4 separate regions of the Homo sapiens genome follow, and all the other regions are linked to region 1. The links are chromatin loops, found by intact Hi-C in ENCODE. Cell type or tissue: B cell. All regions are shown on one strand. Region 1 overlaps RTN4IP1 (reticulon 4 interacting protein 1). Region 2 overlaps QRSL1 (glutaminyl-tRNA amidotransferase subunit QRSL1). Region 3 holds the start of LOC105377927 (a long non-coding RNA gene). Region 4 has its middle 6.9 kb from the start of LINC02526.

Region 1 (2,500 bases):
AGCCATTATATTTAGTATCCAGCATTCACAGAGAGAGAATTAGAAATTATTTTCAAGCTTTTCTTTACTGGAAGAAACTTGAATGCAGTCTTTCAAGTAGCCAGGCGATCCCCTCACTTGAGGTAGTAGCAGTTGTTGCCTTGATTGTAGGACATAATGGTGATTGGATGATTTCTTTTTTTAGAGACAAGGTCTCACTCTGTCACCCAGGCTAGAGTACAGTGGCACAATCATTGCTCACTGCAGCCTCAAACTCCTGGGCTCAAGCCATCCTTCCACCTCAGCACCACCATACCTAGATAATTTATTTTTTATTTTTCGTAGAGATGTGATCTCATGATGTTGCCCAGGCTGATCTTCAACTCCTGGGCTCAAGCAATCCTCCCGCCTCAGCCTCCCAAAGTGCCGGATTACAGGCGTAAGCCACCATGTCTGGCCATGGATGATTTTGAAAGTCAAGAAACTTTGATCAGGCATCTGCTACATCCAGGGCACTGTGGCCAATGCAGGGCATAATATGAAGTCTCTGACCTTAAGAGCTTGCAGAATAAGTTGGGAAGTAGGATGTGTGGCATAGATAACAGGTTCCAGGCTATGTTAAGGGTATTGTAGAGGAAAACTGGGACTTGGTCCTTCAAGGGAAAGGAGACCTCAGCAGGTAATTATAGCATTCTAGAGCCTGGAGGAATGGACCAGTGTGTGTGCAATGTAGGGGGAAGAATTAGGGGAACAGAGTCTCAGAGGAAGAGTTCCATTCAGGAAATAGTGAGAGGAAAAGTTGGAGAGTGCAGGTAATATATTGTGAGGAACTTAAATGAGAATTTGACTAGCAACACTTCTATAAGAATGGACAAAAGTAAGAGGGTGAAATATTTCATGGGGGAATTAATTTTTGAATGTATTTTTGAAGCACTTTTCATACTTTTTTCCCTCATTTAGGAAGACTAAAGCTATGTTTGAATTGTCAGGGCAAAAGGTACTTTACCTCTGCCCTCTGAAGGTTCTATAACTGAGTCTGCTGAAATCAACTGATAATAGATTAATAGGAGAAAAGTTATACACATTATTTATTTCCTTTTAATGTTAGTTGATATGTAATGTACACATTTATGGGGCATAGTGTGATATTTCAATACATGGATACCATGTGTAATGATCAAATCAGAACAATCAGCATATCCTTCAAGTCAAACATTGATTATTTCTTTGTGTTGGGAACATTAAAAATCCTCTCTTTTAGTTTTTTGAAAGTATACAATAAATTATTATTAACTATATTCACCTTGTAGTGCTATAGAGTACTAGAACTTATTCTTCCTATCTAGCTGTAATTTTGTATTTGTTAACCAACCTCACCCTGTTCTTCCCTCCCTGCTACCCTTCCTGGCGACTGATAAACCACAGTTCTACTCACTGCTTCTGTGACTTCAACCTTGTCTAGCTCCCCCTTGAGTGAAAACGTGGTATTTATCTTCTTGTGCCTGACTTATTTCACTTAACATAATGTCCTCCAGGCTCATCCCTGTTGCCACAAATGACAGAATATCATTCTTTCTTTTTTATGGCTGAATAGTATTACCTTGTGTATACATACCACATTTTCTTTACCTGTTTATCTGTTAATGGACATTTAAGTTGATTCCATATCTTGGCTATTGCAAATAGTGTTGTATTAAACATGGGAGTGCAGATATCTCTTTGATATGACTGATTCTCCTTCCTCTGGATAAATACTCAGTAGTAGGATTGCTGGATCTTACGATAGTTTTACTTTTAGGGAAAACTTCATACCGTTTTCCATATTGGCTATACTAACTTATATTCCCACCAAAGGTGTATAAGAGTCCCCTTTTCTCTGCATCTTTTCCAATATTTATTTTTTTTTGTCTTTTTTCTATATGGAACACTTCACAAATTTGCATGTCATTCTTGCTCAGGGACCATGCTAATCTTTGTGTCATTCCAATTTTAGTATATGTGCTGCCTAAGTAAGCCCTGTTTTTTGTCTTTTTGGTAATAACCATTCTAACTAGGGTGAGAGATCTCATTGTGGTTTGAATTTGCATTTCCCTGATTATTAGTGATGTACAGCATATTTTGCCTATGCTTGATCATTTTTCTCTTTTTGAGAAATGTCTGTTCAGATCCTTTGCACGTTTTTAATTGGATTACTAGTTTTTTTGTTGTTGTTGAGTTTTTTGAGTTCCTTATATATTCTGGGTAGTAGTCCCTTGTTGGTTGTAGAGTTTGAATATACTTTCTCCCATTCTACAGGTTGTCTCTTCATTGGTTGTTTCATTTGCTGTACAGAGTTTTTTAGTTTGATATAGTCCTATTTATTAATGTTTTTGCTGCCTGTGCTTTTGAAGTCTTACCTATATCATTTTTGCCCGTATTCCCATATGCTTTCTTCTAATAGTTTTTTTTTGGGTCTTATGTTTAAGTCTTTAATTCATTTTGAGTTGGTTTTTATATATGGTGAGAGATGGGCATCTAGTTT
Region 2 (2,500 bases), 58 kb before region 1:
GGTGTCTGAGCAATTAAAAAACTTAAAACGGTTTCCTCTTGCTATAAAGTAATGCAATTTTCTCTCATGGATTTCTTCCTCTTTCAGGGATTCAGAGTCAAAATCTATAGGAATATTACTAAGCCTGGCACATAAGACTTTTATGTGAAGTTAATCAGGTTGAGTATTTGGGAGCGGGAGGATCTCAGAGAGGACAGAAAACTGTTTATGAAAACTAACAGGTGACGATGAAACATTCCAGTGGTTCTGCAGATGATTCTGACTCATTATTTTCTCTTCATGAACGTCATATTTAGAAAACAATTTTTTTTTACTAAACAAAGTGAATTTATTAAGTAACAATTCAGCTTTCATTTATCAACAATATGTAAGTGCTAGATTAAAATACCTGATCAATATGAGATGACAATGGTGTTCTAGTGAAGACACAGAAATCCAGTGATGAAGCCTTATCATGAGTAAATGGATGGTTTCCATTAGATTTTGTCAAATATTGAATACAGATATCCATTAATATCTCTGGGCTCGAGGGTCCCAAATAAAAAACACTCGTAAAGACAGTCAAGAGGAAAAGGAAACCATGAGATATAGAGAATCTGGGGTAAGGCAAGTTCTTGCCATGCGCATCCCCTCTTCTGCTTCATCAGCAAATTATCTGCATGTTTTTCAGAGTGTATGTTACTTGTGTATTTTGAACCTTTTTCACTAATACCATGCTCTGCTATCTACCAAGTTTCCAATCTGTGATGGTCTGTTAGGTTACAATAAATGTTTCGATGACATTAATGAGCTCATTTGTGATCAGTAAATAGGAGCATGAACTCAGTGTAACATGGAGTTGTTCTGGCTTCTAGGCATGGGCTCCGGAATAGCAGAAGTAAAATTGTAACTCTAAGGAGGAAAGGAAAGTTCTCAGTCATTTCAGCTCTTTCTTAGGGAAATAAAAGGAGTCCCTGCAAGTGGAGCTCCTCCCCAGAGAGGCATACCCCTGAGATTTGCATGATTCTGGGCCCTGACTGGTTGCATTTCCTCCTGTGCTCAAAGTTCCTCTTCCACCTGCTCTGCTCAGCGCTCAGAAGCCAATAATCGCACTCAATTGTTTCTGTGCATTTTTAACAACCCCTGAGGCGGCCTTCACCACATGATAAGTTGCCTGCCTAGGCTATCCAAGTTACCTCTAGAAGGACTATTCATGTTTTTGTTAGTGCTTTAGTTACACAGATGTACAATTTTTGAGAAGTTTATCCCTAATCTTATTTTTACTGTAAACTCTTTAATGAACATTATGGCAGAATGCATTGTCTTTGAGGAACAGGTATCTTGTGTTATTGTAGAAGTATTGTACACTTAGTGGATGCTTACTAAATGCTGACACGTTATTTATTATTAATTGTCACAGGAATTTTAAAAAGTAATTCCATGGAATGACTGTATTAACAAGAACCTAATTACAAGAATTGAGCAAGACCATTTGACTCTCTAGAATATAGAATCTCTGTACGTCATTTTATTTTATTTTATTTATTTATTTTGAGACACAGTCTTGCTTTGTCACCCAGGCTGGAGTGCAGTGCAGTGGCATGATCTCGGCTCACTGCAACCTCCACCTCCAGGGTTCAAGTGATTCTCCTGCCTCAGCCTCCTGAGTAGCTGGGACTACAGATGCCCGCCACTAAGCCTGGCTAATTTTTGTATTTTTAGTAGAGACGGGGTTTCACCATGTTGACCAGGCTGTTCTAGATCTTCTGACCTCATGATCCGCTCGCCTTGGCCTCCCAAAGTGCTGGGATTACAGGTGTGAGCCACTGCACCCAGCCTAAAAGTCATTTTAATTTGTAAGATATGTTTACTGTTTTAGAGAGACAGAGGCTAACTTTTCATTTTCAAGGACTGCTGAACAATCATCCATGAGTTCTTGAAGTTGAATAACAGGAAACTGTACTTGTTTTTCAAACCATTTGGCTACTGTAAGAAGCTGCTGGTCACAAAACGCACGTCCAATAAACTGCAGTCCTATTGGCAACCCTTGGTTTGAGAGTGCAACAGGGATACTCACTGCTGGCAATCCTGGGAAAAGAAGGAAACCCAGTAGGTGATTAATTCTCCACCCTAATTAGCAGAGACCTCTTCCACTTTCCAGTGCTAATAAGTACAATACAGGATAAGGTTTAAAAAACAACCAAAAATATTATGCTATATAATGCTTTTGTACTATGTTTTGTTTACTTAACAATATATCTTGGAAATCATTCTGTATCAGTTCACAGAAACCTTCTTCATTCATTTCTTATTGCTGTATAGTACTCCATTACTTGGTTTTACCATAATTGAGTAAACCAGTCTTCTGTGGTTGGGTATTTAGATTGTTTTCAATATTTAGCTATTTTATACAATGCCCCAGAGAATTACTTTGTGTATGTATTTTTTTGGTATTCTTGAAATCTTCTTAGATGAGGAGGAGATTGCTTCATCAAACGACAAATGCATATGTAATTAGATA
Region 3 (2,500 bases), 94 kb before region 1:
CGTAGTTAGAGGCAATACTTATTGATAGAAAGAACAAACTAAACCTTTAGAGAGCCAAGCCTTACTTGGCAAGGATGTGCAGAATTTGGTAACATGATGATTAGAACCCATCAGTTGAAAAAGCAACACATCTGACATTATTTCCTTGGTGGGAGCTGTTTAAATATGTGGGAAGAAAATATTAATAAGTAGAAATTAAAACAGAGAGGATGAGAAGTAGGGGATGAGGAAGAAGCAGGATGGGCTAAGAGGAAGTCTGGGCCATGGCACTACTTACTTTGGTCCTGGGGGCACTTCTCCCTGAGTCTCCTGTCAAGGGTGGCTCTGGGCAGGTAGGTATGTCACCCTGGCTCTTACTGGGGACAGAAAACAGCTGCTGTAGTTAGCAAGCCTGGAGAACCCTGTCCAGCCCAAATGCTGGAAAGCAGGGTTCATTTCTGAAATGACAAAGAACGGTTCATTGAAGGAGTAGCTTTCAAATAGCCAAACCAGCTAACTCTGGAGGGAGCTAGAACTAGGTTTTCACCCAGAAGTAGCAGCGGTTTGGCAGAATGGCGGCATTGAAGATGCAGGGTCAGAGTGAGGGGATTGTGCAGAAGCTAGCTGCGAGCCAGCCACCAGACAGACTCTTGAGGCAAAAGGAAGACTCTGAACCTATGATTTAACTGCGAAAACAGACTCTGGTTGGAAACACTGTCTGACAGAGCCCATGCCACGTGGAAAATATTAAACATTTCCTCTCTTGGCACCTGTTTCTAACAGACTGGAGTGTTGACTATTTTGCAACGATACATAAATTCGGTTTGTTAGTGAACTCCATGGAGAGTCCACATGCCCTGGCCAACGTGGCTTATCTCTTATTTAAACATGAAAAGAAAAGAAAGTGACTGAAAGATTGAGTTCACGGTGCTGTGCACACACAGGCAGGTGCTCTGTCATGCTTCACAGCACAGCACACAGGAAGCAAGAGAAGAAGGAACATAAAATACTGTAAAAAGCAACCAACAGACTTCACCCACAGTGATCAGCTGACCACCACTGGATTCATCTTAATTCCATAAACAGCAGTTGTAGAAATCAATTTAGAATACAAACTTACTCTTTAAATAAAAGCTAAGAAGTGAGAGTGATGATTGGGCTTACAATGGTTAAAGTCCCCAAATTGTAGAGTAGGTAATATGGCAAACCTTACTTCGTACTCCATCAAGAAATTGGTGAGGACCTAGTATGGGCTGCTGAGTAAAGACCGTATGTTGTGTGACAGTAGTCACAAAGCTAAGAGGCAGGCAGCTGCAGTCAGCCCAAAAGGGAGTAGCTATCAGGCTAAGGGCTCAGGCTAGGGTAGTGGAATTGTTAAGAGAGGTTACTCCACAATCAAAAAAGTTTAGGACATAACGGGTTAAACAAAGTTAAATGGGTCTCTTCTTTTATAGGCTAGGAATCTATAAGAGAAGATAACAGTACGGAGGGTTTCTCAAATATTTGACTGTAGCAGGTTTTTATTACAGAGCCCACGTTAGAAAAAACTGCTCTAAACTTCTTTATTTCATCTGCACCTACGTTGGGGAAGAAGGCTGTGGTCTCAGTGTGATTGTTTATAAGCAAACTTGGTTAGATTGGTAGGAAAAAGTTTGGTCACAACTAGATTAGTGAGTTTCTGAAATGGAAATTAAATTTCCTCAAGCCCTAAAACTGACTGTGACAAATGGTGACCTAGAGAGGATGCCCCTCCAGATGGGACTCAGGGTTGACCTTTTCTGGATATGCCTCACGCTGCAGGGCTTTAGACAAGACAAGATCTACCATCAGATACTAGTGTGTTTGTTTGTTTATTTGTTTTGTTTTTAAAGTGCTGTTTGCAACCTACCAAATTGATTTTATTAACCTTTAAGGGATTGCAATCTGTCATTTGAAAAACACTAAACTGTATCTAAACCTAAGCATATTGACATTCTTATACCCAGCCAGGCATGGTGGCTCATGCCTGTAATCCTAGCACTTTGGGAGGCTGAAGTGGGAGGATCACTTGAGCCCAGGAGCTTGAAACCAGCCTGGGAAACATAGGGAGACTTTGTCTCTACAAAAAAATTTAAACATTGGCCAATCATGGTGGTGCATGCCTGCAGTCCCAGCTATTCAAGAGGCTGAGGTGGCAGGATTGCGTGAGCCCAGGAGTTTGAGGCTGCAGTGAGCTGAGATCACACCACTGCACTCCAATCTGGGCGATAGAGCAAGAACTTGTCCCTAAAAAAAAAATTCTTAAATGCTTTTCCTCAAATAATTTGATGCTCGCTATTTTATGAGGTAAGAGAAGAGCAAAGGTGGGTTGGAGGAGCTTTAGTACCATGTCTTTCTTTCAGGAAAGGTAGTACCTAGGACCTTCTTCAGGCAATACAAGATCTGGACCAGACCCCTGGTTTTGAAAAAGAAGGGAGAACTGTGGTTAGAGTCGTTGCTAACATGTTGCTTTTAAATTTTAAATGTGATTTCATATTCTAAT
Region 4 (2,500 bases), 80 kb before region 1:
GGAGTCTCTGGGTACACACGAAAGAGTTCCCATTCTGTATTCTTACACTTAGTTACTTACAAACCTCTTTAGTGATGGCCTGCTGGGTTCCTGTCTTAAGATTCAGTGTAAATGCAGCAAGTCCTATGTTATCTAGTCTCAGCTTAAGCCAACACCACTGACCAGAGCAACCAATGGGAAATGCTAATGACTCTTAGGCACGCGTGGTAAGTTTAAACATAATGTATGGTTCGTGACTAGCCTGGGCAGCATGGTGAAACCCCATCTCTACAAAAAATACGAAAATTATCCAGGCGTGGTGGTATGTGCCTGTAGTCCCAGCTACTTGGGGTGGTGTGGGGCTGAGGTGGGAGGATTACTTGAGCCCTGGAGGTTGAGGCTGCTATGAGCTGAGATCACACCACTGCACTCCAGCCTGGGTGGCAGAGTGAGACCCTGTCTCAGACAAATTTAATTTAATTTAATTAACAAAAAAACCCCAGGCCGGGCGCGGTGACTCACGCCTGTAATCCCAGCACTTTGGGAGGCCGAGGTGGGAGATTCACAAGGTCAGGACATTGAGACTATCCTGGCTAACACGGTGAAACCCCGGCTCTACTAAAAATACAAAAAAATTAGCCAGGCGTGGTGGCGGGCGCCTGTAGTCCCAGCTACTCGGGAGGCTGAGGCAGGAGAATGGCGTGAATCCGGGAGGCGGAGCTTGTAGTGAGCCGAGATGGTGCCACTACACTCCAGCCTGGGAGACACAGTGAGACGCCATCTCAATTAAAAAAAAAACAAACAAAAAAAACCCCACAAACCCATAATGTATGTACGTGCAGGAGCCAAATGTCCTTCATAAAAATTCTGTTCAGCCCCTGTGAAAATAAAAAAGTATTTTTACATTTCGACTGCGAATGTACTGTTGTAGCCTGCAGCTTTTATTTCTGCATTTTTATTTTAAAAAATTAACGGCTTACCTTCAGAGCAATTGTATGTTACATAAGACACAAAGTCCCTTTCTAGCCGACTCCACATGCTTTCTGTTTCACTCCTGGGTTAACACATTCTTCCTAACACTGAACATTTGTCTATGCCGGTGTTTGAGACAGGAATTGAAACACTTTTGCAAATATGAATTCACATGCCACCACAGGAGTTCTGGTTAAATGTGCCAGTTAGACAATTATGTTTACTATCACTCCCTCTGGAAACAACTCCTAAATGACATTAAATAATTTTAAAAGGCAATGTGATTTTAAAAGTCAGAAAAACAGAGAACAAAAGAAAAAAATGAAGTAGCATAAAAAACTAGAAGCTGGAAGTGTTTGCACTAAATGATTTAGGGCAAGGTTTCTCAACCTTGGTATTATTGACATTTTGAGCCATAGAATGTTTCACTGTAGATGGCATCTGTAGCAGCATTCCTGGTCTCTACCCACTAGATGCCAGTAGCACCCCTCCCTAGTTGTGACAACCAAAAATGCCTCCAGTTATTGCCAAATGTTCCTGAGGGTAAAATTCCGCTGGCTGAGAACCACTGATTTGGGAAATAAGAAAAATCAAAATGTATCCCCAGGAAAAGTCTAGAACCAGGCTTACTCTGGCCAAAGGATGCCTCACTCACCTCACCCCCAACCTCCCAAAATAAAAAGCTCAGGAGCTAGAGGCACCAGGCAGAAAACAGCACTGGTTAAAAATCTGTAAAAGAGTTAGGTTGAATGCTCTGTATGTCCTCTGCTTTAAAGATTCATTCTTTAAAGAGGCTGAATCTTGGGGACTCCAGGGTTGACGACACCAGGCACAGCTGAGGGTGAAAGTTCCATACAGAATGTGGGCATTATATAGGAATCTACTAAACAGGTGTGGGATCCTAGCTCTTTGCTCAACTCAGCTCTACGAACACTGGCATCTAGGTACCTATTTTCTAGGGAGGAGACTGGAAGATTCTTCTGATAAAAACTGACCGAGCCATAAACAGAAAAAAAATCGATTGTCACTCAAATTTAATGAATTGGCCTGGCCAGATCACTCTAAAACCCTAAAGTAAAATCTACCAGTCAATGACCTCTCCCTCTCTTCTCCATACATATCTTCTAATCACAGGCTTTTCAATGCCTCACTCCCATGCAAATAGACAGCCAAGAATGGCCAAGCATTTAAAGAAAGCCTCCAGCATGGAAAAGAAAAAAAGAAACAAGAAGGAACTTAGAGAAAACAGAAATATTGGGGAGCAGATGCAAAGTTCAAAAATGTTTTAAGTGAAGCTTCCCTTCTCAGATCTTGGTTTCCAAATACCAAGGCGGGCCCCCACTGGACTGGGGGCACAGAAATATCCTCTTGTGTCAGAAAATGTAAAAATGTGCAAAGAATGATGAGGCGGTAAGACAGAACATAGAAGCTAGCTTGAAGCGGTATCCCCTGGCCAAAGGGAGGACAATTTGAGCATAAAAATAAATAAGAGTATAGAATTGTAAACCTTGATTACAATAGAAATCCATGAATCCATGATTATATAAAC

What was found. A loop is a pair of places that touch in the nucleus more often than their neighbours do. Peaks named below come from ENCODE experiments on the same cell type or tissue, not always from the same donor. Only the 100,000 strongest peaks of a DNase experiment are listed, where the experiment ranks them.
Region 2: it touches region 1 in a loop (4-fold over the local background); 3 of 110 quality-filtered maps call a loop at or near these places.
Region 3: it touches region 1 in a loop (3-fold over the local background); 2 of 110 quality-filtered maps call a loop at or near these places.
Region 4: a loop joins it to region 1, with 10 times the contacts of the local background. A loop is called at or near these places in 6 of 110 quality-filtered maps.

The regions. Positions count from the first base shown.
Region 1 is chr6:106,607,212-106,609,711 of GRCh38, reverse strand. The region is part of intron 4 of RTN4IP1 (reticulon 4 interacting protein 1); the gene reads left to right. It also overlaps the pseudogene RNU6-527P. Among named protein-coding and RNA genes, the nearest start is that of RTN4IP1, 21 kb to the left of the region's middle. In B cell, CTCF peaks have their summits at 1,264 and 1,463; a DNase peak (open chromatin) is centred at 1,441.
Region 2 is chr6:106,665,349-106,667,848 of GRCh38, reverse strand. It overlaps QRSL1 (glutaminyl-tRNA amidotransferase subunit QRSL1), which reads right to left. Exons shown (of 11, transcript NM_018292.5): 11 at 1-2,067. The coding sequence ends at 1,847. Among named protein-coding and RNA genes, the nearest start is that of LINC02526, 29 kb to the left of the region's middle. In B cell, no CTCF peak of the experiment used is centred here; a DNase peak (open chromatin) is centred at 1,018; H3K4me3 peaks cover 1,220 bases; H3K27ac peaks cover 2,500 bases.
Region 3 is chr6:106,701,028-106,703,527 of GRCh38, reverse strand. LOC105377927 (a long non-coding RNA gene) reads right to left here and starts at 636. Exons shown (of 4, transcript XR_942841.3): 1 at 527-636; 2 at 278-437. In B cell, no CTCF peak of the experiment used is centred here; a DNase peak (open chromatin) is centred at 957; H3K4me3 peaks cover 1,465 bases; H3K27ac peaks cover 2,500 bases.
Region 4 is chr6:106,687,304-106,689,803 of GRCh38, reverse strand. No RefSeq gene overlaps it. Among named protein-coding and RNA genes, the nearest start is that of LINC02526, 6.9 kb to the left of the region's middle. In B cell, no CTCF peak of the experiment used is centred here; DNase peaks (open chromatin) are centred at 1,033 and 1,441; H3K4me3 peaks cover 504 bases.